Linked DNA regions of Homo sapiens: all the other regions are linked to region 1. The links are chromatin loops, found by intact Hi-C in ENCODE. Cell type or tissue: heart left ventricle. All regions are shown on one strand.

Evidence for each region. Peaks named below come from ENCODE experiments on the same cell type or tissue, not always from the same donor. Only the 100,000 strongest peaks of a DNase experiment are listed, where the experiment ranks them.
Region 2: it touches region 1 in a loop (2.6-fold over the local background); 18 of 110 quality-filtered maps call a loop at or near these places.
Region 3: it touches region 1 in a loop (2.7-fold over the local background); 10 of 110 quality-filtered maps call a loop at or near these places.
Region 4: it touches region 1 in a loop (4-fold over the local background); 28 of 110 quality-filtered maps call a loop at or near these places.
Region 5: it touches region 1 in a loop (1.9-fold over the local background); 15 of 110 quality-filtered maps call a loop at or near these places.
Region 6: a loop joins it to region 1, with 2.2 times the contacts of the local background. A loop is called at or near these places in 21 of 110 quality-filtered maps.
Region 7: it touches region 1 in a loop (2.5-fold over the local background); 27 of 110 quality-filtered maps call a loop at or near these places.

What each region holds. Positions count from the first base shown.
Region 1 is chr3:71,128,153-71,132,152 of GRCh38, forward strand. The region is part of intron 6 of FOXP1 (forkhead box P1); the gene reads right to left. Among named protein-coding and RNA genes, the nearest start is that of FOXP1-AS1, 160 kb to the right of the region's middle. RefSeq lists an enhancer at 1,573-2,315. In heart left ventricle, no CTCF peak of the experiment used is centred here; DNase peaks (open chromatin) are centred at 2,449 and 2,769; H3K4me3 peaks cover 4,000 bases; H3K27ac peaks cover 4,000 bases.
Region 2 is chr3:71,005,009-71,009,008 of GRCh38, forward strand. The region is part of intron 12 of FOXP1 (forkhead box P1); the gene reads right to left. Among named protein-coding and RNA genes, the nearest start is that of FOXP1-AS1, 280 kb to the right of the region's middle. In heart left ventricle, a CTCF peak has its summit at 2,006 (motif pointing right); no DNase peak of the experiment used is centred here; H3K27ac peaks cover 2,171 bases.
Region 3 is chr3:71,200,299-71,204,298 of GRCh38, forward strand. All of the region lies in intron 5 of FOXP1 (forkhead box P1), which reads right to left. Among named protein-coding and RNA genes, the nearest start is that of FOXP1-AS1, 87 kb to the right of the region's middle. In heart left ventricle, no CTCF peak of the experiment used is centred here; no DNase peak of the experiment used is centred here.
Region 4 is chr3:71,245,581-71,249,580 of GRCh38, forward strand. The region is part of intron 5 of FOXP1 (forkhead box P1); the gene reads right to left. Among named protein-coding and RNA genes, the nearest start is that of FOXP1-AS1, 42 kb to the right of the region's middle. In heart left ventricle, a CTCF peak has its summit at 2,231; DNase peaks (open chromatin) are centred at 666 and 3,651; H3K4me3 peaks cover 457 bases; H3K27ac peaks cover 2,239 bases.
Region 5 is chr3:71,224,478-71,228,477 of GRCh38, forward strand. All of the region lies in intron 5 of FOXP1 (forkhead box P1), which reads right to left. Among named protein-coding and RNA genes, the nearest start is that of FOXP1-AS1, 63 kb to the right of the region's middle. RefSeq lists enhancers at 1,990-2,490, 3,684-4,000. In heart left ventricle, no CTCF peak of the experiment used is centred here; a DNase peak (open chromatin) is centred at 2,464; H3K4me3 peaks cover 2,002 bases; H3K27ac peaks cover 2,173 bases.
Region 6 is chr3:71,302,687-71,306,686 of GRCh38, forward strand. All of the region lies in intron 4 of FOXP1 (forkhead box P1), which reads right to left. FOXP1-AS1 (FOXP1 antisense RNA 1) reads left to right here. Exons shown (of 5, transcript NR_126463.1): 4 at 42-174; 5 at 2,986-3,168. Among named protein-coding and RNA genes, the nearest start is that of FOXP1-AS1, 15 kb to the left of the region's middle. RefSeq lists an enhancer at 3,112-3,767. In heart left ventricle, a CTCF peak has its summit at 2,177; a DNase peak (open chromatin) is centred at 2,635; H3K4me3 peaks cover 1,606 bases; H3K27ac peaks cover 1,790 bases.
Region 7 is chr3:71,253,313-71,257,312 of GRCh38, forward strand. The region is part of intron 5 of FOXP1 (forkhead box P1); the gene reads right to left. Among named protein-coding and RNA genes, the nearest start is that of FOXP1-AS1, 34 kb to the right of the region's middle. In heart left ventricle, a CTCF peak has its summit at 1,990; no DNase peak of the experiment used is centred here; H3K27ac peaks cover 1,143 bases.

The DNA.
Region 1 (4,000 bases):
GCACATCACTTCTTCAGGATGTGGAGAAGTAAGGAAGCCCCTACAGAAAATCATGTTCCGGTATTTAAAGAATGTGCCAGTATGCGCACATATATCAGTGAATGCCTACATATTAAGAATGATTTCACAAAGCCATGCAAACCCCACTTGAGAACTAAAAAAAAAAAAAACGCAAATTTTAAATCTAAATTTAATATAGATTTGAGCCTTTCCCTTGGCCTCTGGAGGAATCAATTTGAGATAATGACAGCCTTGAAGATAATGAAATGGGTTACATAATATTAAAGACTAGAAGGTATTTCTGAGGGACACAGACATATAAGTAGACTCTCTGTATTACAGCACCTGCCTAACATCTTTAAAGAGAGGGGCAAAATGTTGGCCTCTGATAAATTACGTTGTACCCTAGCCACAGACACTATGGTATACTTTCCTTTAGTTGAGCTATTCATGTTTAGCTTTAAACATCAGAATATAGCCTTCGACAAAACGGTAAGAGTCACTGGTTTGTCCAATGGTATTATTATTTAAAACACACACACATACACCACACAGTCGAACTACTGAGGCAGACATTCCTAAGTGAACTGTCTAGAAAAAGCTAAATTAATGAACCAAGTAATCCTGGGAAATCCTGTCCCATAAAACCATTAGTTGCAATAGGCTAATTCTCAATAAAAAGCCTGGCAAATTCTCAGAAGGCAAAAAGCCTCCTGAGCCTTAAGGGTTAACTCACTTGCCTTAAAAAAAAAAAGACACATATAATTTCCTTTTATCATAAGACAATGCATTTATTATTTTCTGTATATCTGTTAAAGGGCATGGCTTTCGGAGTGGAAAACAAAACAGAACTTGGTCACATGTTTATTTGCTTCAGCTACTCCCTTCCCCTTCTGATAAATAATCAAACATGCCATCCAGAAAAAACAAAACGAGCGAGCTGGGAAATTTGATGGTCATCAAATAGACTAAGATACCAAGAAAAGCAGCCCACTGTTCCCACACTGAGTTTTCGGCCCCCACACCTACACTAACATCTGAGTAAATACCTTCAGTCACTCTTTCCATTTTCCCTGCAATTACTCCTACTGTTAAACAAATTGTCCTTAAGGCAGTCGCAAACATCTTATTTTTTCTTGCAAAAGAGAACAACTTCTGAACATTCAAAAAAGCCACCATAGCGATAGCAATACACACACATGCACACACACATACATACAATTATTTTATGTATCTAAATGTTTCTTCTATGAGAGGTTTGGACAACCCCAGAGCATATTTCTTTCTCTATTCTAATAGATGCTGTTTTAGATACTAAAATTTAAAAATATTTAGACTGCGGACTAGCAAACGAGGTTCACAGTAATAACAATTCTCTTAAGATCAAAAGAGCTTATTTTCCATTTCCTGTCTATTCCCTGACCACCATATAGTTAAAAAAGAAATATTAACACCTGGCTTACCAATTAAACTGAAGTTGGGGGTCAGGGAAGGGGGGTGTGGAGGGAGGGGAGAGAGGCAAAAGGAGTGACTACAGACAGGAAAAGGTGGAACCTTTTTCAAAAATGTCAAATCATGTGTTTAAAAAGTCATTTCAACAGAAAGGACTAAGAGAGCCGTTAGATTGCTCTTCTACTCAGAGCCAGGAGGCAGCCCAAGTCCAAGGGCTTTTCCTGCTATACTGATTATCCACAAGGAAAATTTTGAAAAGAGCCTTCCAACATCAAAGTTAACAACCATCACGGAAAGTGAGGCAGGCTTTCCCTTTCCCTCTGCAGCCCACTCCGTTGAAACAATAGGAATATGAATGAGATAATGACCGTGCGTGTTTCAGCAGTCTGACTTTTATTGGCATGAAATTGGTACAAATATTACCAAGACCGATTCACAAATGATGACGGTGTCGTGATGCAAACATCAGGGGACAATTCTGTAGATGCAGAATTACAAAGGCACCATCCCCACATTCTCTTACTACTTGTGATAACAGGAAGAAAAAGAAGGCAACACGAAACAATGTCACAGTAAGCAGAGAGAGGTTCCAATCTACGTTTAGCCTATAAAACTATCCTGACACCACCCGGCTGCTTACTTAGCTGATTATATCCAAAGACATATTTGAAAACAAGAGTGAATTAAACAAGGAGTTAGAAGGAAACGGTCCTCTCAAATCTCTAAAAAGAAAAAAGCCTCTGATGGAGAGAGGAGGGAAGGGGGAGGAAAAAAAGCAGTAAACAAGTTGGATCACCTTATTTCGCCCTTCAGAGAATGTCTGCACAAGAACGGATCCCTAGTTTAAAAGTTTAACCCAGCAAAAAAATGTTTCTTTTTCTCTGGACACTTACAGAGAAAATGAAGAGTTTGGCGAAGGGAGCCCGTACTGTCTGCCTTTGGATTTCCGTCTTCTTGCTGTAGATGGGTTCTGGCTGTTTCTGCGAAGCGGGGGTTGCCGAGTGGTAAAAAAGATGTTTGAATAAACAGGAAGTACTGTGCGGCTGAAGCACACTCGAAGAGAAAACACACTGGAACATTGCCCTTTGTAGGCAACCTCAGGGAGGTTTGCCTCCACAGTAGCTGGCTGGGCTCTCACTAAATGACAAAGAAACCACAAGAATTCCTCAAGTAATTCTTCACTTTCAAAGTTGAAAGATCAGTTGGAGCTTGCAGGTAATTTTCAAAGTTGCATTTAGCACTTAAAGAAATCTATTAATGCCACACATATCTAAACCGCTCCAGGTCTGCAAGCAGCGACACAGCACACGCAGTGCGCCCTGGCTAGACCAAGCCCTAGCCAAACACAGCTCATTCACGCAGACAAATACACACCAACAGGGTTTCGGGAAACCTGCTCTTGAGATATTTTTGTGGTGACATTTACATAGGCAGGATGCTTTAAAAGAAAAAAAAAAGAAGAAGAAGAAAATTCAGATTTTGCAGACTTTAGAGGATTTTGTCACATGTATTTTTAAAGAACACATCGTCCCGTATTCCAGGGATATGCCCTGGATCTGGCTTTGACTGGCTGTCCTTTACATTTTCTTTCTCCACCATCAACCAAACTACCTGTTTATCTCCAGATGCCTAGCTTGCCTAATGGAACACTCCTTAACCCGCCCCAAAATGATTGTCACAGTCCTGTCTTCCGTCACCGGAGTAATTCAGCAAATACTGTGAAGAAAAGTAAACTGCTGAAGGCACAGCAAGTCAGCTTGAAAAACAGGAGGAAGAGTTGAACAGCCATATTCAATAACAAAAAAAAAAAAAAAAAAAGGAGGAAGAAAAGGATTCCTTCTGAAAATGTATTGCTCTTGTGGCAATGTTCTTCTGCCACAGAAGCTACTGATTTGTTATTTAGCATGGAATGCTGGACTGTCTGTCATCCAGGTGCTAATACTCGGCTAAAATAACTCATTGGGAGCTGTCAGTGGGATGTTTACATAGGCCCCAATCTTTTCTTCATAGAAGGAAATTTTTTACTGGAATTCATCTTCTTTTGATCTCACATTCAAAGCAACGGCAGCTTGATAGACATTCAAGTCTGAAAGCAAATCCAGACGCTGAAGATAAACCGCCAGAAAATGACAGGCAGAAGCATCTAAAGCTTATAAAAATGAAGAGAACAGCATGTCGCCTGAGTATTACAATAGCAGAAATCAAGAGACATATTAGGTGGAACTGATCAGCCACAAAAACAGTTCAAAAGGCAGATCATAGAAACAGAAGACTAGGCTGGGGGAAAAAATGGGAAAGATCTGGTTTACTGCCTCATCTCCCTTCTGAGTCTCACAGTGCTTCCACGCCTGCCTTCTCCACTTTGGGGAGGGGTGGAGTATCCAATGCAAATGTTCCTCTCTAACTCAGCTGGTCCAGTTAGAGACCAGGAAATGATTTCCTAGCAATCCCTTTTCAAGGGGCAGGAGAAAAAGGCAGACTCTTACCTTGCTCAGTGTCCAAAATCCTGCATTTTATTAGCATCCCCTGCAGCTGCTCTGCGTTGCAG
Region 2 (4,000 bases), 120 kb before region 1:
ACGTTGGCATGTGTCATTTTTCCAGACCGAAATTGATGCAAATATAAAATCTTGCTAAAATACAGCTATAAAAACAACAGGCTACTATAAATATAGATTGTTTGGTAGGATTGAATTTTTATTACTTTTTCTTTAATTTTTTGGTAGACTGCCCTAGTTTCCATTATTCTATAACCATCCTAAGTTGAGACATCAAAAACTGGCAGCATCTCTTAGCCAGTGAGCTGACACTGAGACTCAGGAGCAGTAGTGGGTCTCTGTGAATAGAAACTGAATCAGAGGTGGAGAGAAACAAATACCTGATTTAAAAAAAAAAAAAAAAAAAAAAAAAAACCAGAATCATAAGGAGTGCCCTTTATGAAGACGGGTATAAGAGAAAAAAAATAATGCTAACTTCAGTTGATTTTTATTCTTCTTCAAGACTATAATATAATTTTCTTATCTGTAATAGGCAGAATTCTACTGAAACACATATTAAATCTGAGGATTAATATATTATTTGGGGGAAATGTATATCACCATAAAAACGAGAATAGAATTACACAGTCAAGACACATCATGGATGGAAAACACATTTGGAAAGAATGTGACCCTGTTCATGCATCTCCAAAGACCCACCCTTGATAGGATTGAGTTTAAGTCTATCAAACACAATGTACCTCTTGTTTATCACCATATGGAAGAAGCGCATAAAAAGCAGACGTGAAGAGATTTAAAAAACCTTCCAAAAATAAAGCAAGAAAATCCAAAGCAGAAAAGGAAAAGTAGAGCGCTTCCTTTCTGCCTGTGAGAGACGGAGAGCATTTCAACAGCTGATTCCAGCCTCGAAGTATACAGCACACATAAAATAAATACAGGTCACAAAAATTAACAAATCATCATAACTGTCTAATACATCCTGGGCTGGCTGCGGAAAAACAAGATCATTCTGGATTTATATCTGTAAGTATGGGATTTCCTGGACAGCTAATATCCACAAACAATCAAACACAGGAGGAACACGGGGGAAAAAGGCAGCATTATTTCAAATTTGAGCTGAGAGTCGTGATTTGTAAAGGGCTGAACAGGAACTGGAGTTGAAATTTGAAGCAAGGAAATTCTTGTACTAGGCACTGATGGACACTTCTCTGTTTCTCTTGGCTCCGTACAGGTTTTTAGGTCACTGGGTTTTGAACGTAATGCCAAATGAGAATCTCGCTAGTACAGAAGCTTTGAAAATGACAACTAACTTAATCTCTCAATTTAAATAAAATAATAATAATAAAAAAATCTAATGATACTTCACTCAAGAGTCAGAGCTTTTTATGAGACCTGTTGCCAATATTAGTGTCTTGGAATGATCTCATCTTTCATCCTGGCTAAATTCCAACACACAATTTCATTAACCCAGGTACCGCAGGTGATAAAACTCATTTTTCCCTAAAGAGACAGCTAAAAAGTACCAGTTATACGTTTATGAAGTACCAGCAATCAAAATTATGGATTTTCTAAAAGGTTTTTAACTACTTTTATTGAAAGGAAAATCGCTGTCTCAGACTTTTGTGACACTATTGCTAATAATAAATTTTACCATTTAGACATGGCCATAATATGGTAGACAGTGTCAATAAAAGTATGGAGCAAAGATGATCCCTGTCTTTTAAGTAATGCCTTCTAATTACATGCCGGAAATGATCACATGAAATACCTAAGCTAACTAATGGCTCTTAAAATATAAGAACACTCAACAATGCATCTACAGTGATATAGATGTACCGCATGCACATATGCAGTTATATGTAGAATTAATTGCATAAGTAGACATTCAAAAAATTTTCCAATGTTTTCAAAGCCTACAAGAAAAATTTAAATTTAATTTGCATTTCTAACTAAAATCTGTTTGTTGAAAAAAAATGCGTTCAAATGTTATTTGCTTCCTTTTGAGCAAAGAGGTGGCACTGGGCCTGTTATCTTTGGCAAACTTGTCTAAACTTTTCTATCTAATATTCTATATATCACTAGAGGGCACTGTGGTATTTAGGCCACTTTGACCTCTTCGAGTACTAAGAAAGGTCTTGAACTCCTAAGCAATGTCAGAAAGGTTAAAAAAGACATTAAAAGGGGGAAAAAATTTTTTTTGGTAACACCCTATTTTTATTTTTCTAAAACCAATAAAAAATGCATGATAAGTAGAAAAGTCAAATTCATAAAAATATACAGCTCATTTTGCAATACTCAAAGACTTGTCACCTCAGATCTGATGGGGAAAATTTTCATCCTCATCTTCTCGAGATTTAAATTGTGAGGCTGGAATTTGATTTGCATACATCCACAATTATAGACAGCTATTCCCTCTACATGGCTGAAGTCTCCTACACTAACTAGAGGTAATTTCACTGCAGAACATTCAGGCGTGCAAGCCGAGAGCCACAAATGGGTTTGAAACAATTTATGATATCCGGCCTCCTTCGACATGTATTAGCATATACCTGGTTTCTTTAACATACACTTTGTTTTTCCAAAACCACAAACATAGTTGCTGGAATTTCATGTGGAAGTGCTTAAGGGGCTGAAAGTTAACACCTTTGTGATCCACGCTGCCTCATGGTGGCTGTTAAACAAAAGCCTCTTTGTCGAGGCTTTCTTGAAGTGTTTTCTTAACATGTTCCAAGTAGTTTTAGGCAGGGAACTAAAGTAAACAAGATGTTACCATGATAAAAACACTTGTGAAAACATTACAGAGCACACTTAGTAGTTTCTTTCACACAAAACTCTTCACAGTTTTGAAAAGTAAAATTCACAGAAAAAAATTTTAAAAAGCAAGTTACCAATGAAATGTCCTCTACTGTCTACAGCCCTCGACCTTTCGGGAAGGGTCAAAGTTCCATTTCTGGGCATTTTCTTCAACATTTCTCTGTCTTCCATTACAGCACATATACAGTTTATTTTGGCTTTCATAAATTACATACATCTAACAAGCAAGGGAATTTTTGTTTTGTTCTGCATGAAGTTTTTCTCCCTGAGAAATCACCAAAAGAAAAAAAATTCTTTTCAAATAGGATACTAAGCAAGGATACAAATGATACTTTTAGTAGACGTTATACAAGTGGTCACTTAAAAGAAAAACTAGGAGAAATGGAAACATTTTCCCCCAAGCACATAAGAGTACCTGGTGTTTGTGAAACTATGGGCCTGCATTTGATTTTACCTTCTAAGTTAAAAACAGGGAAATGTGGTCAGGATTTAACCTTCAAATCTACTCCTCATTTTGCCAATGCATTACATGAGCATTAAAAAAAGGGAGGGGGAGGAAAGGGAAGAATTACAAATCCACGTTTTTACTAGTGAAGATTGTGTCTTTCACCTGGTTTGAAAAGAAGAAAAAAGAAAGGACTCAAGTGGGGAGAAGATGGAAGAACGCCGATGAGCTTCACACCACTCTGGATGATACGGGACTTGTTTTTGTTTTTCTGTTATCGGAGGATGCCAAGCAATGCAGGGCTGGACGATTTCATTAGAGTTAGCAGGAGCACCTGCTGCTATCAGTTAGCACTAACAAATGCAACAGTCACATGATAACTCATGGTTGATAGATTAAAAAAAAATCAACACTAAAACTGCAAGTTGTTTTCAGAAGAAACAGGGAAATAAATGCATACAATAGACTGGGTATCTGCTGATTCTGATAAAGCGTCCCTCTGTTGGCGGTGAGGGAAAGACAACAGGATGGTTATTTGTACAGTATTTATCTTTGAAATCAAGGGCCCTGTGGTATACCTCACCTTGGGAACAAATGCTGCAGAATGATCACAGAAAAGTGTCAAATCTCTGGTTTTGATTTACCAACAGTTATGATATTTCTTCCTCAGGAGGGAAAAAAAAATATGCTTCAGTTTTAGACCTGTGAGTCCCCCCCACCTCTCTTTTTTCTGAACCCCTCTCTCTGTTAACAGTGGCACAGTATTGACAGATGGGATTTTTATCCTGAAGAACCAAGCTTGGCCTCTGTAACAGTTACAGC
Region 3 (4,000 bases), 72 kb after region 1:
CCTAATGCAGGTGATTTACACATATTCTCCAATTTAGTGCTGCTGATGATTGTTACCCCCAGTTTGCGGATGAGAAAACTAAGGATCCACAAGTTATTTAGTTTGTCCACTACATGTCACAGCTAGTAATGGTGGAATCAGGATTTGAAGCAGTTCAGTTAAGTCAAAGCCCTTTACCACAATGTGTATTTTTAAAGTTGAGGTTCAGTGGGGGCAAAACAATGAAAACGGCAGGCTCACACTCCAAGTTCACAGACCAGAATTTGGAAAAGGAAAAGCAACAATCATTAAAGGAAGTGAAGAGTTCAAACATGAAAGCTGAGAAATGCCTGAATAATTAAGACTTTAATGTGAAATACCAATCCCAGATTAAAGGGCAGAAAATTTTTAGGCAAATGTGTTCCAATTGTGGAAGGACATATGTACAACCAATGCTACAGATTTCTGCCCCATACATGAAATGTGACAACAGGGAAATTTCAATCTTTGGGTATCTTTAGAGGACATTGTTTTCTTGCTAGAAATTGGATGAAGTCTGTTTTCTACAGACTTGCACAAAAACCAAATGGAAAAATTAAAAGCAGAAAAATTCACATGTTTCTTCATTTCCTTTCACTGTATAGCATGATCCAACTTGATACAGACTCTTCATAAACCCAAAGACGTATATATTTTTTAAGTTGATTCAATTCAAAAGTGGATTGAGAATGGCATTTTTCACTAGCAGGTGGGAAACAAACTCAGAAGTAACAGCTGATTCACTCTCATTTTTTGATTTCTATTATTATTTTTTCATTCTCATGTCTTCAGATCAGACTTTCTAATAACTACAGTCCTTTAGAAATTGCAGTTATATTCTTACTGTCCACAGAGTAAAGCGTCTATCAAAAATAACCAAAATCTTCCCTAAGATATAAGAATCAGGTAACAAGATAATTTGTGACAACATGAGTGCCTTGTTCATCACCAAAAAAGAAATGAATTAGTGAAACCTAGGTACTTTTCCCTGGGCGTTTCAGTCTCTCTTCCACAAACTTGCCCCTTTGTACAGAACTAAAGGAAAAGAGCCGGGTGCAGTGGCTCATGCCTGTAATCCCAGCACTTTGGGAGGCCAAGGCAGGCAGATCACTTGAGGTCAGGAGTTCGAGACCAGCCTGGCCAACATGGTGAAACTGCTCTCTACTAAAAATACAAAAAAATTAGCCGGGCATGGTGGCACATGCCTGTAATCCCAGCTACTCGGGAGGCTGAGGCAGGAGAACTGCTTGAACCCAGGAGGCAGAGGTTGCAGTGAGCAGACAGCATGCAACAGAGCAAGGCTCTGTCTCGAAAAAAGGGGGCGGGGAGAGGGAAAAAAAAAAGAATTATAGGAAAAGGCACAGTGTTAGGTATTTAAGCAAGAGAGCATTTGTCTTAGAGTAGGTAGCAAGGAAATCCATCTAATTATCGGGATATATCTCAAATATATATAAAGAAAAAATCTATAGATATAGATTTAAAAATATGTATATATATAGATATTTTTCCTTCTGGGAATACCTTCCCATACCAGGGACTTGATCCCCAAAAGACAACAACATTGCACATATATAAACTCTATCCCTGCCCTAAGAATGAGGCATAAATATTTAGCCAAATATCCTGTCCTGATGGAAGAGAACTGCAGGTAGAATGCTGCTTTCAGACTATGTGACCATCGGGATCCCAGGCCTGAGAGCAGGTGTCTAAGAGATTGGTCCTGCTTTTGTTTCCTTGGTGAGACACCATTCTGGTGGGTGGAGTAAGAACAGTCTCCAATACACAATTTGATGAGAAGGCCCTGTTTTTGCTCCATGCAGTTCCAAAGCAGACTGCCAAGTCCTCCAGTACAAGTTTTGCAGGCATCAAGCCAAGCAGCTTGGCTTGTGAATCAGGTTTGTGAGAGTGCAGGCTTTGGGACCAAAATTGCAGAAAGGATTATTTTGGTCTGAGGATGTCCTTAATTAGTCAAGTGCTAACAGTAGTATGTAGGTTGGAAGATTTAAAATTTCCCATAATCTCCCACACCAATCAGGAGAAAACAGCTTTTTGAAAAGCACATGTGAAAAAATAGGAGTGTCAATGTCTAAGAACATTTCTAACAGTGTCTGGGCCAGCAATATTTCTATCAAACGTTCCAAGTCATTTAATAAGCCTTTATATCTGTATCACACTTCACAAATTGCAAAAGCCCTCTGATGTGCTTTTCAAACTTGTAACAAGGCTAGGAGGGAGATAAGGCAGGTAAATGTTATCCCCATTTCACAGATAAGAAAACTAAAGCTCAATCGGTTAAGGGATAGATGTAGCCATAACTATTCTGTTTCAGACATGAACTTGTCCATTATTAAGAATCTCCAGTTTGTAAAGTCCTGTGCTGGGTAGTGGATAATGAAATTAATGAAAAGAAAACTAAGGAAATTCCAGAAAAGACAACAATGAGAGTGGCAGGTGGACAAAGAAAAGCATTAAAATACAATGATATAAGCCATCTGCACTATTTTGCAAACAACTGTCTTTTTCTTTTGACTTTTCACTATTAGAGTCATCTGAAATCAAGTCAATATATAGGAGAGGAATCTATCTTCTCCATCAAGGGACGTTGCACCCTCTTTTCTTCGAGGAAGCTTGTCTCAGGCACCCGGTATGCATAACCTCTGCTTCTCTCTGGGGGAATAACTAACTCTATAACTAACTAACTGCCTTGCTCCATGACATACTGACAGCAGGAAACACTGTGTAATCATACAAAGTGCCTGAATACAAAGGTATGGCCACACCATACCCACAAACAAGTCCTTCTTCCAGAAACAAGACCAAATCTTCCTCTGCTTTCCTGTGTGGCATCTCCAGATGAACTGAGCCTGTTTAAATCACGTGATCCATTTAATATAACCCTACAAAGGTCAATGCTGCAATTGCATAGATGTCAAAAAGCCTAAAGAAGCCAAAATGATCTACTTCTCATCTTGCTTGGAAACATTACAGAGCTACTGACTTCAAAGGTTCGATTTTTGTGCTGGAGGGACTTGTAGAAAAGGACAAGGACTGAGTTTAGCATGCTTATTTATTGTTGTTGCCAACAGAGCTGCTCTCTGGAAGTATTCTGGAAAATTCATAATGTCCAGGCCAATGTATTTATAGTAAATTAAAGCTGTGCTTTATTATTATGATTATTTCCTTGGTTACAGTGTTGATGCTGAAAATTTAGGGAAAATAAAGCCCTTGTTATCATGCTTGTGAAAGATTTTAAGCTAACAAAAAGTTCAGTCTTGATTCCAGGGCAGTTAATTAAGGTTGACCAAGTCAGGCAGAAGTAAATTAACTTGGCTGATCAATTATTTATATGAAGCAGAATAAATGCCCTTAAAGAAGTTGGTCTCTTCATAAAAGGATGTGTAAATTAAACTAAACATAGTTTTGTAAAATATGTTTCTATTTCTATGGGGAGAAGAGAAGTTAATGGTGAAATCACTATTAGGAAAATTATTAGAGTAATTACACAGTCCACCCCCCATCCGAAAAGAAAAATTCTCTTTCTCATTGTTCATCCATGTGCAGAGAAAAAAGGAAGATGGCATGCAATTCTGAAGAGATAACAGAAGCTCATGGAAAAGGAAGGAGGAAGGAAGGAAGGAAGGAAGGAAGGAAGGAAGGAAGGAAGGAAGGAAGGAAAAGAATGTGAATTTCACTGTGTAGATTTCATTATTTTGGAAATATTGAACACATGCCTCTTACTTTATTGTCAGTTAACTCCATGCAGTTAGTAGACTGAGAAAGAATAAGGATGAGACTCAGACTAGCTTTAGCTCTAAGAGAGGTACTTTTAAAATTACTCATGTTGCATCATTAAGATTTAAAACCTTCAATAATCGTGTTCATGCCACTGAGGAAAAAAGAAGACCAACCTGTCTATATTATGATATAAAGCATACATTTAGTTCTGGTTCTCATCAAGCAAACGAACTGGTTCCCTTTTAAT
Region 4 (4,000 bases), 120 kb after region 1:
TCTCTGAAGGTTAAAATTACTTGGTCATTTAGAAGTACCTGCTAAATAAATCAGATTTTTAAAGAACAAGACCGTTACCTTCATAAAAATTCCTCATTCACATACTGTGTCACTGAGTGAAGAGTCTTAACCATTCATGCACCTGAAAATTTATTACCTGAAATTTCTAGGATGGTTACTTTTACATGATAAAGCTCTTTCCCACCTCCTCCAATCACCACCCCCCCCACCCACAAATAAACAAAAAGCATAAAATACTGTTGTCAAATCATCCTTTAGAAATTAGCTAATAAAATAAAAAATATTATGAAGAATGAGTTCCCAAAATGTTACATTTTTAAGAAAAGTTCTGCAGGTCCAAAGACAACAATAAAAAGTAAGGCTGCTTTCTTGCCATGATCACTTAGTACGAAAACCACCCCCCCCCCACCACAAAGCAGTGAGTGAAACATCCCACTCAAAGGTCAGGGCTAGGCTGATAAGGAGGGTAACAATGCTGATGGGGACCACAGAGAACTAATCTGGAGGCAGCTGAGCAGCAGCGAGCCAGCTCTGGCCCCGACGCTGAGAAGGCTTCCATATCTTTATTCCCTAGGTGAGAGCCGTGGCTGCTCTTGAAAGCAGTTTCCCCATGAGATCAGCCAAAATGAGGGTGCTTCGGTAGCGGCCAGCCCTCGGTGTGCAAGGACGGGAGGACAGGGACAGTGATGCTGCCTGCGAGAACCCGAGAAACCTTCTGTGTACCAGGCATCGAGGCAAAACATGTGCCATGAGCAAAAGGGCACAGGCAGGGGGATAAATGATACATGTAATTAAGAATGAAGCCAGGCTGATCTAGCAAATAAAATGCATGTGGCCCTGGTGAAACTTCCAAAGCTCAGAAAGAGTTCCTCCCTAGCCTGGAACCTCTGGGCTGCCCTCTAAACTGCCTTGGTTCTTATCAGATCCATATCGTACAGAAACCTAAAACCCCTGCAACTCATGTTTTATTAAAACATGTTTAGCATTCTTTTTAAAGATAGGTTTTAACCCCAAATACCCATGAAATTAAATCTCCTATGCCACTTATCTGCACTGCTGGGCAAAAACTAAAGTTGAGCTAAACAGAGAGATAGCAAAATCAATAAATCACACGAAACAAGTAGCAGTTCAAAAGTTCAAAGATATGATGGCCAGTTCAGCGCGTCTTAGCACTCACCCAATAATAACTCGTCTCCGTCACTCTTCATCGTATAGACAATTTCATGGCATCATTTTCATTAGCCTGTCTCAGAGAAAATTGCTAGCTATTTATGTATACGCTCAAATAAATTAGCCATTTCATCGAGCAATGTGATTCTTATAAAATACATTAACACAATACTCGATTTTCCAGTTGCAGTAAATAAATAAATCAATACATTCAATACAGGGTGATTCTTTCACTGTGGCGCTACAGCTCTCAGCATAAGTGTTTTTATTGGGTTTATTTGTTTCAATAAAAATTGAAATGGGCCAGTGATCTCAGTGCTAGCATCTTAAAAAAAAAATCCATCCAATATTGGGGAAAGTATTGTGCAGAACATTCAAACTTATAATTTTATTCAAGAATCATTTTCATTATGTATTATTCCACAACCTGGTTCTGTTGGAAAATTTCACAAAGGGAAAGGGGGAAATCCTGCCAGGTGTTTGACTCTGGTGGCGTTTCTGTGCTGCAGACCCCAGTCTGAGGGTGATGCTTCTGAGAGACAGCAGCACTTGGCTGAGCTGCGACCTTCTGCCTGGAATGTGCCTCTTCCCTGGGCAGGGAGAAACGACAATGGGACAAGTGCCAGATGGCCTCCTCTGTCACACCTTACGGAATGCCATTGATTGTGGCTCAGAGAAGGCCATTTATTCCAACCTCTGGGGGAAAGACCGGGGTATCATGACTGCAGGGAAGAAGAGAGAGGTGTGCTGCTGCTGTAAATAAAATCAGGCCGAGGGCCTGCGAGCGACTTTGGTGGCGAAATCAAGACACACCAGGCAGGAGATTTTCTCCAAGTCACTAGCACAATGAAAAGGGAAATATGGTAGTGGATATCTGTTGTTTTTGTCTGCCCAACATCCATGCTCCCCTTTCTCTGATGACACTAGCCTGATTTTTCTTTTGGGGAAACGCCCATTCTCCACTCTCAGTCCTAATGGTTCACAGGAGGCTGATGCATCTCTCAGCTCCAGAGGGTGGAGCCATAACCCAAGTCTGACCAATCAGTGAGTTCTGCTCTGCCAGCAACACTGATTGGCTGATGGATGGACATGTCCCAAGAATGATACTCAACTACTAGCATTCCATAGGAACTATTGGGAGACAGAAAGGCTGTCCTTCTGCTGGCTTGCTAAACTTTTAAATGCATGAATCGGGCTTGCCTCCACAAAAAGAGAGCTGGCTGAACAGAGGCCAGGACACAGCGGCAAGAAGGTGAGCACAATAGCAAGACAGATTCCTAACAATGCTCACAGAGAACAGGCCTCCTCTTGGACTTGTCAATTACACAAGCCAATTAAATTCCCTTATTTGCTTAGCCAGCTGGAGTTGGCTTTGGGTCATTTGCAACCATAAGGTGCCACACAGGAGCCCAAAATAGATAGTGTTCTATATGTAGCTCTCCTACTCTACAATATATGTTAGCCTTTATGGGAAAGCAAACCAACTAAGCACACACAAATCAATTAACTCTCATAACTAATATTCAAAATCTGTAGGATCTCGTGTTTCCTATGTAATTAACCAGTTCATCAGCCATGCTCTCTTCCTGCTAATAATGGAGTTGGAAAAAGAAGTCAGGACCCACAGTCAGAAAGAACTCAAGATGATCTCAAAGCAAACTAAACTGGAGGTCTAAAAAAATCCAGCATGGCCAGGCACGGTGGCTCACGCCTGTAATCCCAGCACTTTGGGAGGCCGAGGCAGGTGGATCACGAGCTCAGGAGTTCAAGACCAGCCTGACCAACATGGTGAAACCCTGTCTCTACTAAAAATACAAAAATTAGCCAGGCATAGTGGCGCGCACATGTAATCCCAGCTACTCGGGTGGCTGAGGCAGGAGAATCGCTTGAACCTGGCAGGCGGAGCTTGCAGTGAGCCGAGATTGCACCACTGCACCCCAGCTTGGGCAACAGAGCAAGACGTCATCTCAAAAAAAAAAAAAAAAAATTCAGCATGAAGTCGAATACAAACTTAAGAAGTTCCTCTCCAGGCTCCTCATAGTTATGGTTCAGTCAGGGATGGACCAACCTATGAGATTAGGGGAATGGCCAGCTGGTTCACACAATAGGCCTCAGGCCTGGTGTGGAGTCCTTAGTCTTGTGGTCACTGATCACAAAAAAGCCAGTGGGAAGGGTAGGAAGGAGAAAGAGCTGCATTGGTCATTGAAACAAGGCCAACACAAACTTCCCAGCCCCAGCACTTTCTGAATCCTTTTGTGTAGAATTTCTGCAGATGCTGGAAACCCAGGAGGAACCAAAGTGAACATCCTAATTTAGCATTGGAGGAAAGAAAATAACTGAATGGAGTTTAGAGTCATGTGGATGCCAGAGGCCATAGGCAAGCTAGAAACAATATAGTAAGAATATTTAAGCTGGGATGGAGTGGGCAGGGTCCTGGCGCCTGCCTGGCATTTAGCCCTGGCTCCAGCCCAGCCAACCCAGCAAACAGGGCCTTGACTTCCTCTTCCTGGGTGGGAATGAACCCCAGATCAATTCAGTCAGCCTTTCTTGGGACTAGTAACCATAGTAACATAAACAATAACAAAAACAACAATAGAAGCTACCATTTATTCTTAAATATGCCGGCAGTTATACTAGTCACTTTACATGCATTTCCTCACCTAATCTTTACAATTGCCTTGCAAAATGCAGGCTGTTATTATTTCCATTTTGAAAATGAGGAGACTGAGGCTCAGAGAGGTTAAATAATCTGCTCTTGGCCACACAACAGCTAAGCAGTGGAGTCCGGATCTGAACCCAGCCCTCTGGC
Region 5 (4,000 bases), 96 kb after region 1:
CAGGACAGTGATTAAGTACAATCCGCACAAGTGATGGGCAAGAGGCAGAGATGGGAAGCTGTGATCAAACGGAGGACTGGAAGTGTCTCAGAAAACATACACAGCAAAAAACCAGTGAGACTGGACAAGCTTCTAAAATTATCCAGCAAGTCAAAGGGAGAGGGCCCAGCACCCAGCACAGTGACACATAGTAGGTGGACATTTGTTGAATAAACAAATCAATGACCAGATGGGACAGAACCATCCCCTCACCCAGTGGTTCTATGTGAGTTGCCAGCATCAAATTAGAAAATAATCACAGATTAGCACTGTAGGCCAAGGACACCCGACAGACTGGTTGTTGTGACAAGGTTATATTTGACATTATTCTAACATGATAATGTAGGCAATGTGTTTAAGAGAATTAGAAATACTCAGCTACAACGGTACCCAAATCTGCCAGGACTTGGCACATCACAGTCAATATTTTGAATGAGTGAATGAGTGCCTAAGTGGATGAATGAATGATAGAATATACATGACCTATACAATACCTGCAATAAAACACAGCCACCTTCAAAACCACACTCAAGGAACAATATTCACAAAGCCAGACTGAACAAGCAACATTGGATAAGGAGTTAAGGCATCTTGTTTCTCAAAAATTTCAATGATACAAAGGCACTAGCTGGGAGGCGGCAGTGTGAGAGAAGTAAAGATGCCTGTGATTCTGTTGCCATGTTATTCCAACACATTTGCGGCATAAATGCTAAGCTGTCAATCCCCTTTGCCTGGATAGCCACAGTTCAGAAGTGGCTCAATCTGATCAGCAGTGAGCTCTCTATTTAATACCTCTTACTTCATAAACTACTAGTGTAGCTCAATTCTCTGAACAACTGGAAAGGAAACAGAGCTGATAAGAGAATTAATACTTTCTTCCCAAATCACATCATCTAGGATAATAAAAGCATGTTAAACAAATAACTCTTAAAAGAAGTAGGAGAAAAACATTTTAACGTGAAGCTCTAAGCGATACTGATGTTTATAATTATGACGAGGAAGGAAAAAAATTTCTGAGCTGTCATAATTGCTAATGCTACGGATTTGTTCCCTGTAGAATTCTGTAAGATAAACAGAGATTTGCATATTTTGAAGGTATTTTGTCTGTCTGTTAAACACTCCTGTTACTGTAAAGATGTTTTTCCTTGCCAGAAATAGCTAGCGATTTTTCTCATCTCATTTCTAGTTCTCTGCCCACTTGCTTTCCCCTCCCTAGGTTTTGGGAGTTCTCCCTCAAATACTAATGGTGGAGGAAACAAATCTTTTGAACAGTGGAGACATGAACAGAAACCCAATCACATCTATGGAAAGGAGCTGGATATGAGGACATATTAGTGCAGAGGAAGAACGGGTGCAGCAAAGAGAGACTGGGCACGGGGGCCCAAGACGGACTGAGAAAAATCATGTCTTCAGATATTTAGGCAACACTGAGTTTCAGAGGGCTTACCAAAAAAAACTTTCACTTTCTAGAAACAAATGGTAGCTTTGCAAGCTGAGTGATGCCAAGTTTTAAACAGCCTGGTTCAGATTCAGGAGAGACAGGGGCAGAGAAAAAACTTCTGAGACACTACTTCTATTTTTACAGTCACTTTGCTTAGACATCAAGGGCATGGGCACTTTTTTGGCAGCCTGTGCTGCTGGACGCCTCTGAGGAAAAGAAGTTGAAATTACATCAATTGAATCTTCCCATTTCCTAGAGCTAACTCAAGTCCCTCTGGTTAGGAACTGGTGTGTCTTGCTTTGGCTCTTGAGGTCTGAAATGGTAACAATCTTGGGCTCTTTCTTGCAGGGGAGGCTGGGATTCTTCAAAGTACAGATCCTTGTTCTAAGCCTAGATGGATGAGGCTGACATCAGAGCATTGCCTTTTCAGTTTGGGCTACTTGCCTCAGGCCCAGATGTGACTCCTGCCAGCCTCACTGCTCAACTCCACCCGGCAGCCATCCTGAAAATGCCCGTCACCTATGCAAGAGCCTCTTCCAGGCACAAGTGATGGCAGGGTCTACTCTGGGGGTCCCTATTGCTTCCCGGGGTTCTCTCTCTCTCTCTCTCTCTCCTGTCTCTCTCCCTCTCACTCCCTCCCTACCCCCTTCTGCATCTCATTCTGGCTCAATCTCTTTCACTCTGTCTCACCCTGTCACACAGTCTCTTTCCCTTTCAGTTTGCCATCTTCCTCTTAGTATCCCTTTCTCTCTGCTTGTCATTTTCCTCTCGCAGTCTTGCTCTCCACCTCCATCTCACATCCTGTCTCGCTGAGTCTCTCTTTTGCTCACTCCCCGCACGCACTACCTTGCTCGTTCTCAGGCTCCCTGCAAGGGCACTAAGTGCGCTGTTCACCGGCCAAGAAGAGGGATCCTGTACAGTCACACTGGTCAGACTGGGGTAAGAGCCAAAGCACGCAGGATGTCAGACGGCAGCTGACAGTCCCCTCTGATGACAGGGCAGAGCGCACAGGACGACTCTGGTTTGGCTGTGGGTGGGGAGAGTCATTTTGGTCTTCGTGGTAATGGCGGTGCCGGGCCTCCTGGACCACATGAGAAGGCTGGTGCGGTTCTAGCGATGCAGTGGTTCTCACACTCTTAGTCATCCTTCCACTGACACACAGTGGCTCAGAGCCCACTGCAGTCCCCTGCTCTTGTCTAAGTCTGCCTTTACAGCCCCACAGGCACGCGACCATGGTGACATCGGGCAGCTTTTATGATCCTCATGTCTCCTCGGATCCCCTTCCCACACAACTCTAAGATTCGGAACACAAATAGCGTTTACGTGAAGACCACGACCACAGGGCATCAAAAATTACCGTGTCTTCCTATTGGAAGCAACAGAGCCCTCTGATATAATGAGTCTGTAAACATACACTTGTCAAAACAAATTGAAAACACTCTCCCGCCAAAGAAACCCCCCAGAAAACTATTAGTCAATTTGAAATTATTCTAAGGTCCAGCTTAGTCTAGAGCTTATCTAACGGTCTATTGAGTTCTCAGTAAGTCATGTGAAAGGAAGTCCTATGATAACATTTCCTGAGACTTCTAGACATTTGATTAAGGAGTTATAAATCTTACAGTCTGACTTGTCACAAGCAGAGTGAGATTACACCCAGGGCTGTCAAGATTAAGTAAACTTGTCTTGTTCTCTTACAGGTCTTTCTCAGCCTTATACCATAGATTAAAGATTTGTTTTGAGATTAAAAAATGGTTACCATCATGCTCAATGTTTTTAAAAAAAAAAAAAAACAGTCAAAGGAGTATAAAGTGACAATTTTCAATCTTCACATCCTGAAACGTATTTACCTGCTATTCATCGGCAAGATTTTAATAAGCAGTAAGTAAAGAGGAAGGAGGAGTGCCTTCTGGGCTAGTCCAAAACTGTTGCCAGATTAATTCATTACAGCTAAAATGAATAACTATATTAAATCGAAGAATGTGTATGACTATGCAGCTCCCGATCTTCCAGTAACCAATTCCAAGAATGTGGTGGAATCAAATCAATATCATGGTGGGGCGGGTGGGGGGCGGGGGAGGTGTCCAGAAACCTCTTTGCAGAAGCCCCTGTCAAATTATATTGCTAATTTTGAATTGACACATTATTCTAGGAATGACCAGCAGTTACCATCAGCAAACCTGTGGAGACTGAGGTTTGAATCCAACACATCACGGAAAGAGAGGATATTTAGGGAGTTCTAGGTCACTGGGATGCTTCCTCAGTTTAGTGACAAGAGATTTGGTACCTAAGTGGAGAACTTACTGTTTTCAATTCTCTATACGCACCGAAATTATTGGGTTAAATAAAGACATGACAAGCCATAAATCAACCTGCTTTTTTTTTTTTCCTGTGGAGTTTTTACTCAGGTGTACTCTAAATGTGCATTAAACTGCAGCTCCATTAAGCAGTTACAATGAAGGTAAAGGGCACAAGGCTAAACACCACAGGACCTTGTATGGATCTCATAGCTTTAATGGAATC
Region 6 (4,000 bases), 170 kb after region 1:
CAGAAATTACTTATTTTCCTTTATGTCATTCTCTGTAACAGTTAAGATCCTGTGAACACCAGAATTGTTCCATGGCCTCTTCACTATTGATTGCAACAGTATCATTTACCTGAAGTTACACAGTGACCACAAAAACCATGTCCAGGACACCAAATTTCTACTGCGAACTCTAGGGTGAGACACTAAATGTACATTCCTCTTTCTCTACCTCCCCAACCACCCCTCCTCCCTAATTAGGACTGTTATTCTAAAGAACCCTCAGATTATTGCAGTATTTCAATATCATACTTTCTATGGATATATTTTGCCCTTAATTTAATCTGTGTGACATATAATACACGGTGTCCACTAGTATGTCCTACTTGGAACTGAGTTGCAGGTAAATGTGGAGGTGCAATCTCATTTCACAAAACTGAAAATGAAGAGTATCAGCTCTTTTTTTCCCCATTTATAGTATTTCCCCCTTCCCTTTCTTGACAGCTAAAATAAATTATCTGCATTAAGATTTCTGCATTATATTTCATTTTATATAATTGTGCAAAAGCAACTCTGAAGTATGCCCAACATAGTTCATCTCAATCTTCAGCCTACCCAATACTGGCTGAGAACCTATTGTGTACCAGTCTTAATAAAGATGCAAAGATGAGCAAAGCAAGCCCCTGGGTGGTGATGGGGGGCAGTTCAGTAGGTCTATGGCTAGAGGACACTTTCTTACTAGGAAACTGAGGAAGGAACATGGTTCAAACTTCCCATACCCCCAAATCCTCCAATCAAATGGCCTGTACTCATTTGCAAAAACTGGTCCAAATAGGCCAATTTCCAAGAGTTTGCTGCCTCTTTAAATAGGGAATCTTATCTTCTGTGGGCTTTAATATCTTGTTTTTCAATGACTTCTTAGAAAATATAAGGACATCAACATATATTTGACTATTGAAAAATATAAGACAAGAGTCACTTTATTTTCTATAGTGAAGAAAATCTACTCCAAAATCAATCTCAAAGTTTGTTCTATGCCCTTAAGACTTCAAATACTGAGTAAGATTTCAAAAAAGAAAAGAAAAAAAAGTGGGGAAGGTGGGGAATGAAGAAAGAAAAGAAGAAAATAAAAACGGAAAAAGGGGAGAAAGGAAAAAATAGAGAAAAACAGAGGGGAAAAAGAAAGGAAAAGAATAAAGCAAGGAAACAAGAAAGAAAAGGAAGGAAGAAGCTGCTGTGCAGCCGGGGTCTCTGAGACCAGAGGCAAACTTGGACGCTACCCAGGCTTGCAGCTTCACAAACACTACACTTCTTTTACTTGTCTCTATCAAAGAAATGTGCGACTTTGAATCCACCATTCTTCAAATCTCTCTCCTATCCCTGCAAGTAACATTTTACTTCCTTTCTCCTCATCCTCTGGGGCCCTCATCAGATCATAGTACCTAACTTTGGAGTCCATTCTAGTAGGGCAAAAACCTAAAATATTATACATTAAGCCACGTGGTGCAGTAAACCCCAGTCGATGCTTGCCCATGAAATTACTTCAGGCTGGCAGCCCCCCACTCACTCCACATCGGCCCATCTCATTTGGAAAAATGACTCTCTCCTGCCTTACAGAAAAGGAAAACCCTGGCCGTGGTCATGTGAAAATATTTTATGGGTATCCTTTAACAGCCTTTAAATGTTGAAACCTAAAAACAATATTTGCTGTTTTCCCTTCGAAGCTCTAACAAAGCCTTTGTTTTAGATTCACCTTTAGTGTGCAATAAGAGTTAATAATCAAATCCATCCCAACCCCCACAAATGTTAAACAAAAAGATAAAAGAAATGCAAATAGCTATTGTCATGGAAAGTTAAAGTACCTGTCTGTATTTTTAAGTGAAAACTATTATCTCTATCAATCAAAATTTAAGAATACAATAGCACTAATCACAGAAGGTGCTCTGACGGAGTTACTTTGCCTCAAAAAAAAGTATTTTTCCCCTTAAAAACCAAGTATAAAAGTCATATACTTACAATTAGATAGAGTATTTGTAATTTTGTTATTAAAAACCTTCAGCAGCCTCACTGTTAATAAATGCTTCTAAGTCTCTAGACTGATTTGTACCCAAGAAGACACAAGTCCCTACATATTTTAATAAGGTTGATGAAATTTTATTTAAATTCTCACAGTTTCCAACCGGCGGGGGAACAGCACACTCTTCTGTTGAAAAGAGTTACTCAAACAGAGGCAACAGTTAACCGGTCATGAAAACTCCTTCTTTTAGAGCCTGGACATAATTCCCACACCCTGAAATATCTTCACACAGGACATATCTTCCTTGGATGGTTCACCCTTGTTAATTGTGGCAACTTATTTTTGAAATAACACTCTACCCTCAAAAAGAAAGCAGAATACCCCCATCATACCCCAGAATGATCTAAGTGTACACTACATGAATTTCTCTGAGTCTGTTTTTAAAAATTCACTTTAAAAAAAGACTGGATTAGCCCCTGAATATGGTGCTTTCTAAAGACAGTACGGGAACAAAAAATAGCAAGACCCCAGATAGTAAAACAAACAGCTCAAGATTAAAATTCCTAGAGCAAACAGTTAAGCCAGGATGCCATTATGCACACTGAGCCTGGATGATGTCTCCTCCACCGTGGGGCCAAGAGGCTGTCATTTTCCCCCCAGCAAGATCAGATTTCCTTCCCTCCCGACCGCCTCTCTGAGCATCATGGCCAACATCTCTAGTGTGCTATTAATATCAATGAAGAGACGATTCGATTTCCACAGAAGAAAACCTTTCCTATTCCGGCACAGACCTTCGGGGAGGACCCTGGCCCGGGTATAGACAATACAGCGGCAGAGTTTCTGTTTTCTTACAGTTCAGTCTTAGACACTGTTTGAAGGCTTTTAGCAAACAATGGCAGCATTATCTGCAGGATAGTTACAAAACAGGATTTGTTAGGACAAAGAATAATAAAGCTGCTCTCTCTCTCTCTTTTCTTTTTAATTCCCCCTAGTCCTCACGAGCCTTTCTCTGCGAGTCCAAAATTCAGCCACATTTCCTAAGAGGCACCTGTACTTGTCTATTTCAATGCAGCCAGAAGCTGACAACGGCCCAGGAACCAGGACTGCTTTCAGGAGGCGCTCAGAAGGGCAGCAAAGTACCCTCTCAACATTAGTAAAATGAAACAAAAGTGTCAGCCTTGGCTTCGCACACACTTACCCGTTCATGGTGAGGAGGCAAAGCTTTGGGGCGGGAGAGGCAATTTTCACACAACGGAAGAAAGTTGAGAGTTTGTAAGGGAGAAACTACAGGCGCTTGGAAGCCTGCTGGCTCTCAGGGCTCCCAGGCTGGCGGCAGTGTGAGGAAGGACTGAAGGTATGTGGGCTAAACACAACAAAAGCCACTGCCTTACTCTAGATTAAATATGCAGGAAGAGGCCCCTTTGCATAAACACAAACACTCAGCAAATGAATAACTGGCTCAATCAGACGCCCGCTGTGCCTTCTACCTGTCCTCACTCTGACAGGAGACACTGCCTATTCCAGGGGACACCACTAAACAGGAGTCAGTTAAATGTTATGTTGCTATAATAACAATTAAAATGAATTGTATTCATTAGTAATTAAGAACTCACTCGTGGGGCGGGGGGGAGTGCTATTGTTGTATCTCCAGCTACTCCAAAAAGAACTTGTAGTATACCCATCCCTGGAGTTCTACTATGGGTTGCATTTCAATCTTTAACATTCAACGAATTTTAAACAATCGGTTTGTTTAGTCACAATTGTCAGATATACGTCTCGTTTCTCTGCTTTGTCACATTGTAAGTTGATACTTGTGACTCTGTACCTACAAAGATCTGTTTGATATATGCATATAAAGTGTACATATAAAAATATATACACACACATATATATATGTGCATATATACTCACACATAATACATTCAAGCATATCTAGTTAAAGAGAATAAGCCAAAAAAAAAAAAAAAAAAAAAAAAACGCTACTTAACTATATTCTCTAGTTCACTA
Region 7 (4,000 bases), 130 kb after region 1:
TCATAATTTTTGGCTGTGTGATCTTGAGTAATTAGCTTAACCTCTCTGAACCTCAGGTTTTCCATCTTTAATATGGAAATAATAGACGTGTTTAACTTTAGTGAGTTGTGGTGAGAATTAAATGAAATGATACATGTCCAAGTTCTGATCTTTTACACAGCAAGTACACAATGATACTTAGCTACCATCATCATCATCATCAGTATTTAATGATAATAAAGTGCAATATTACTATGAAGTATGTAACCCAGTACTCAGCATGTGCTAGGTTCTCAGTAAATATTTACTCCTTTTCTCTTCTCTCTCCCTTCCACAAATAACTCGAAGATTTAACTCTGATAAGATGTACCTATTGTAATTTTAAAAAATATTAATAAGCTCATCCCACTAAAATGGTACTGGACTTGGTGTTATGGTAGATACAAAGACAAAGAAAGCTTCAATGGACATATGACCACATAATAAATACGCCAAATGAAAAAAGTATGTACCCGTTAAAAATGTAATTAATTAAATATATGTAGCACTAACATTTAAAAAAATGTTATACATGTAAGGATAGCCCTTCCAGTTACTAAGTTTCTCTGGGTATTAAGAACAGAGGTAGTTACGATTTTAAAAATATTTTGCCTTATAGTTCAAATTTTCTGCTATGAACATGTACACCTTACAAATTTGGAGGAAAAGACATTACTTTGCAAAAGATAAAAAACAGAAGTTTCTACCTTCCTGAATTGGTTTTCTAGGGGTGAACAGTTAATAATCTGTCAACCACATAAATGGTAACAAATCTATAAGAAATTTTAAAATTTCTAAACATTTAACTAATCCAACCTCCATGCCTTAATAAGTTACTCTGGGTATTTTCCTCCCCCCTAACTTCCTAGTCTCACCAGAAGTAAAATTTTCCCCTTGGTTTCAACCTGCTTTTGTCTTCCCTGTAAGAATATTGGGAGGAGAAAATTCAGAGTACATCTTCAAGGCCCCCGCAAAGTGTGACTAGAATGTACAGGTAGGTAGGTTGGGCACACAAAAATAAATAACCTATTAAGAGTCATGACTACTGGGCTGACCTCACTCATGGAGGTATTGTGGACCGGCATTTGCTAAAAAGTTTTTCCTTATTGGTTGGCTGGCCTCAAAGAGCTCTGCGAATGCCAGGACTTATGATAAGCTATGACACACTTAACTGTTACATATTAATGTTCATGATAATACAATCTTTCATTTGGGTGATTTAAAAGTCCCTCTAGTCCGACTTACAGTTAGATATACACTGAATGCTTCATCAATCACAACCATTTTTATTCTCAATCTTGTGCAAAAATACTAGAGAAGGTGAATTCCAGTTACACACTGAAGAGGGCTTTACTGTTAGCCCTGAAAAATTTCACTCTTTTCACATGTACACTGGATTCCAACAGTTTCTGCCTAAGCATTCTATTTACCTGTGTCTTTCACTGTAGCTGATCTTATCTACAGGGTAAAAGCAAATCCACATTCATATCTCTACTATAGGGTCAAACTCCATATCTTATATGGAGAAAGCATTTCAGTTATGAGCTTGACAAAATGCCCAGCATTGCAACATTTGAAATACTTGGGAGCAAGCAGCATGAGAAGGTCACAGCAACTTGAACGGAGCTTTTTAAAAGGAGGATTTAGAACCACCTCACAGCAATAACCAATGGGCCCACTTAACGCCAAGCAGTGAGTCGGTGATCACACCTACCCTAATAAATGCACTTGAAAGAAACTACACCCTTTTTCCATTCCTGTAAAGGCTTGCTGTAGTTTCATGGCCAAAATCTTCCCACAATTAACCTCGGACCTATAGATCATAAGGCAACTCAAGACAGAGGCAGCAATCAGACTAGCCACCATCCAAAATGGTCTTGTCCTACCTTGACTGCAATTATCTTCTAAATTAGAAACACAGGAATTGTTTAGGTCAGAATATAATAGCCCGTTAGCCTTACACTGTCCCCATGTGCAACATAGAAGTAAATGCAACTATAGAGACAGAAAAATCTGTACCCCGAAATGTTTTGCTTGGGGTGGGGGAGAGTTAAGCCTAACCCTCTAAAATGAAGTTTTAAAAAAATACCTAACATATATGTATTCAATATTTACATTTTGATTTTATTATGTTTCCTCGCTTTCATACTCTTAAGTTCTCCCATCTTAACAATCTTCTTTTAGGCTAATAAATTTCTTTTGATGCCTAGGTCATTTACTGGTTGAGCTCTTAAGGCAAGGAAACACTAAATTATTGGAATTCAGTGGGGAGATGCTTCCAGGGTAAAGGTTCTCTGTTTATTAGCAAAAGAAATGCATTCAACTAATTTGACTTGTAAGTCTGATAAAATCTCCCTGGAAAAATTGATTCGATTATGATGAGTAATCCTTGGAGATGAAAAATGACAAATACACATATTATGTTTTATTATATATTAATTTTAAAAGGGTCTGAAACGAAACTCAAGTAAGCCATCTTTTAGACGTTGGAAAATGGCAAACTTCCCCACAAACTACATGCAAGAAGTAATTAAAGTAAATGAACATGAAATTAAACAGCACCCCTATAAAGTAGGATATAAAAGTAAAGATTATTAGGGAAAAAAAGACTGTCTTCCTGGTCTATATTAATCTCATGAATTGTGCATTTACTCTATTTCTCTTTTATTATTTGATGATGAGTTTTTAGAGCTTGGGTTTTATTAGGACTAGTTGGACGAAGGTCTTCAGCAGCAAGCTAAGCTACAGGTCTTGGTATGTCATTACATCTTTCCCAATGACGTAAATACCAGATGAAGACATCCAAGGTAAAGGCAGGCTCATCAAACTTGCTGTGATGCAAAGCTGGAAGGTTTCCTCACATCGTCAAAGACAGAGTCAATAGCCTGCTCAGAAAGGAGGTTGAAAGTCACAAAAGATGGGACTCCAGAGAGGAAACTGCGCCTCTCTCCAATCAACTCCACTATTCCTGTAGAGCTCAGGGACAGCAGGGGTTTGTTGAATTTGGTGGTGGGGGCGGGGCATCCAGAATCCATTCTCACTTCAATTTTCTGTTTTCTTTTCTTTTTTTTGAGACGGAGTCTCACTCTGTTGCCCAGGCTGGAGTGCAGTGGTGCCATCTTGGCTTACTGCAAGCTCCACCTCTCGGGTTCACACCATTCTCCTGCCGCAGCCTCCCGAGTAGCTGGGACTACAGGTGCCCACTATCACACCCAGCTAATTTTTTTATTTTTAGTAGAGATGGGGATTCACCATGTTGGCCAGGATGGTCTCAACCGCTTAACCTCATGATTCACCTGCCTCGGCCTCCCAAAGTGCTGGGATTACAGGCGTGAGCCACCGCGCCCGGCCTCTCACTTCAATGTTCTTTTAAGGAACTACTTTCCCCCACTGTTGCATGTAGGCTGGGACTCTTAGTCAAGATCCCCTGCCCTGTCATCGCCATGGGGTAGATATGGGACTTAGACTAGGCCTGTCTGATTCATCTGAGTAGACTGATGTGAGGACAGAAACATGTTTGAGGAGTACTGATTTTAGCAGTGGCTGCGACGAGCTGGGGAAGATACTGGCACTTCCTATATACTGGGACTGTCCTGCTTCCTATCTTAGCCATCTTCTGTTCATTCTGAGCTACCAGCTATTCATCCAATATCTTCTTTTAAGGATTACCTTTAAGTTGGCCAAAGGGAATCTCTGTTAGTTGTGACCAAAGAACTCAAGCAGTATGATGGGAAGGCCCATGCTTGATGCTGATTCACGGGAGGAAGCTGAGTTTATTGAACTCTTGCTGAATATAATTCACAATATTGTGATATAGTGCTTCTTTGTTATGGGTGCTCCTAAATTATAAAAATTTGGCTAACAGTCACTTAAAGAAAGACCAGTGGCTGAACCTGCAAGTCAGGAATATTCTTACTAGTTCTTTGCAACACAGTTTTGGCAATATTTAAAAAACGCAGAATGGGACCAGGCATGGTGGCTC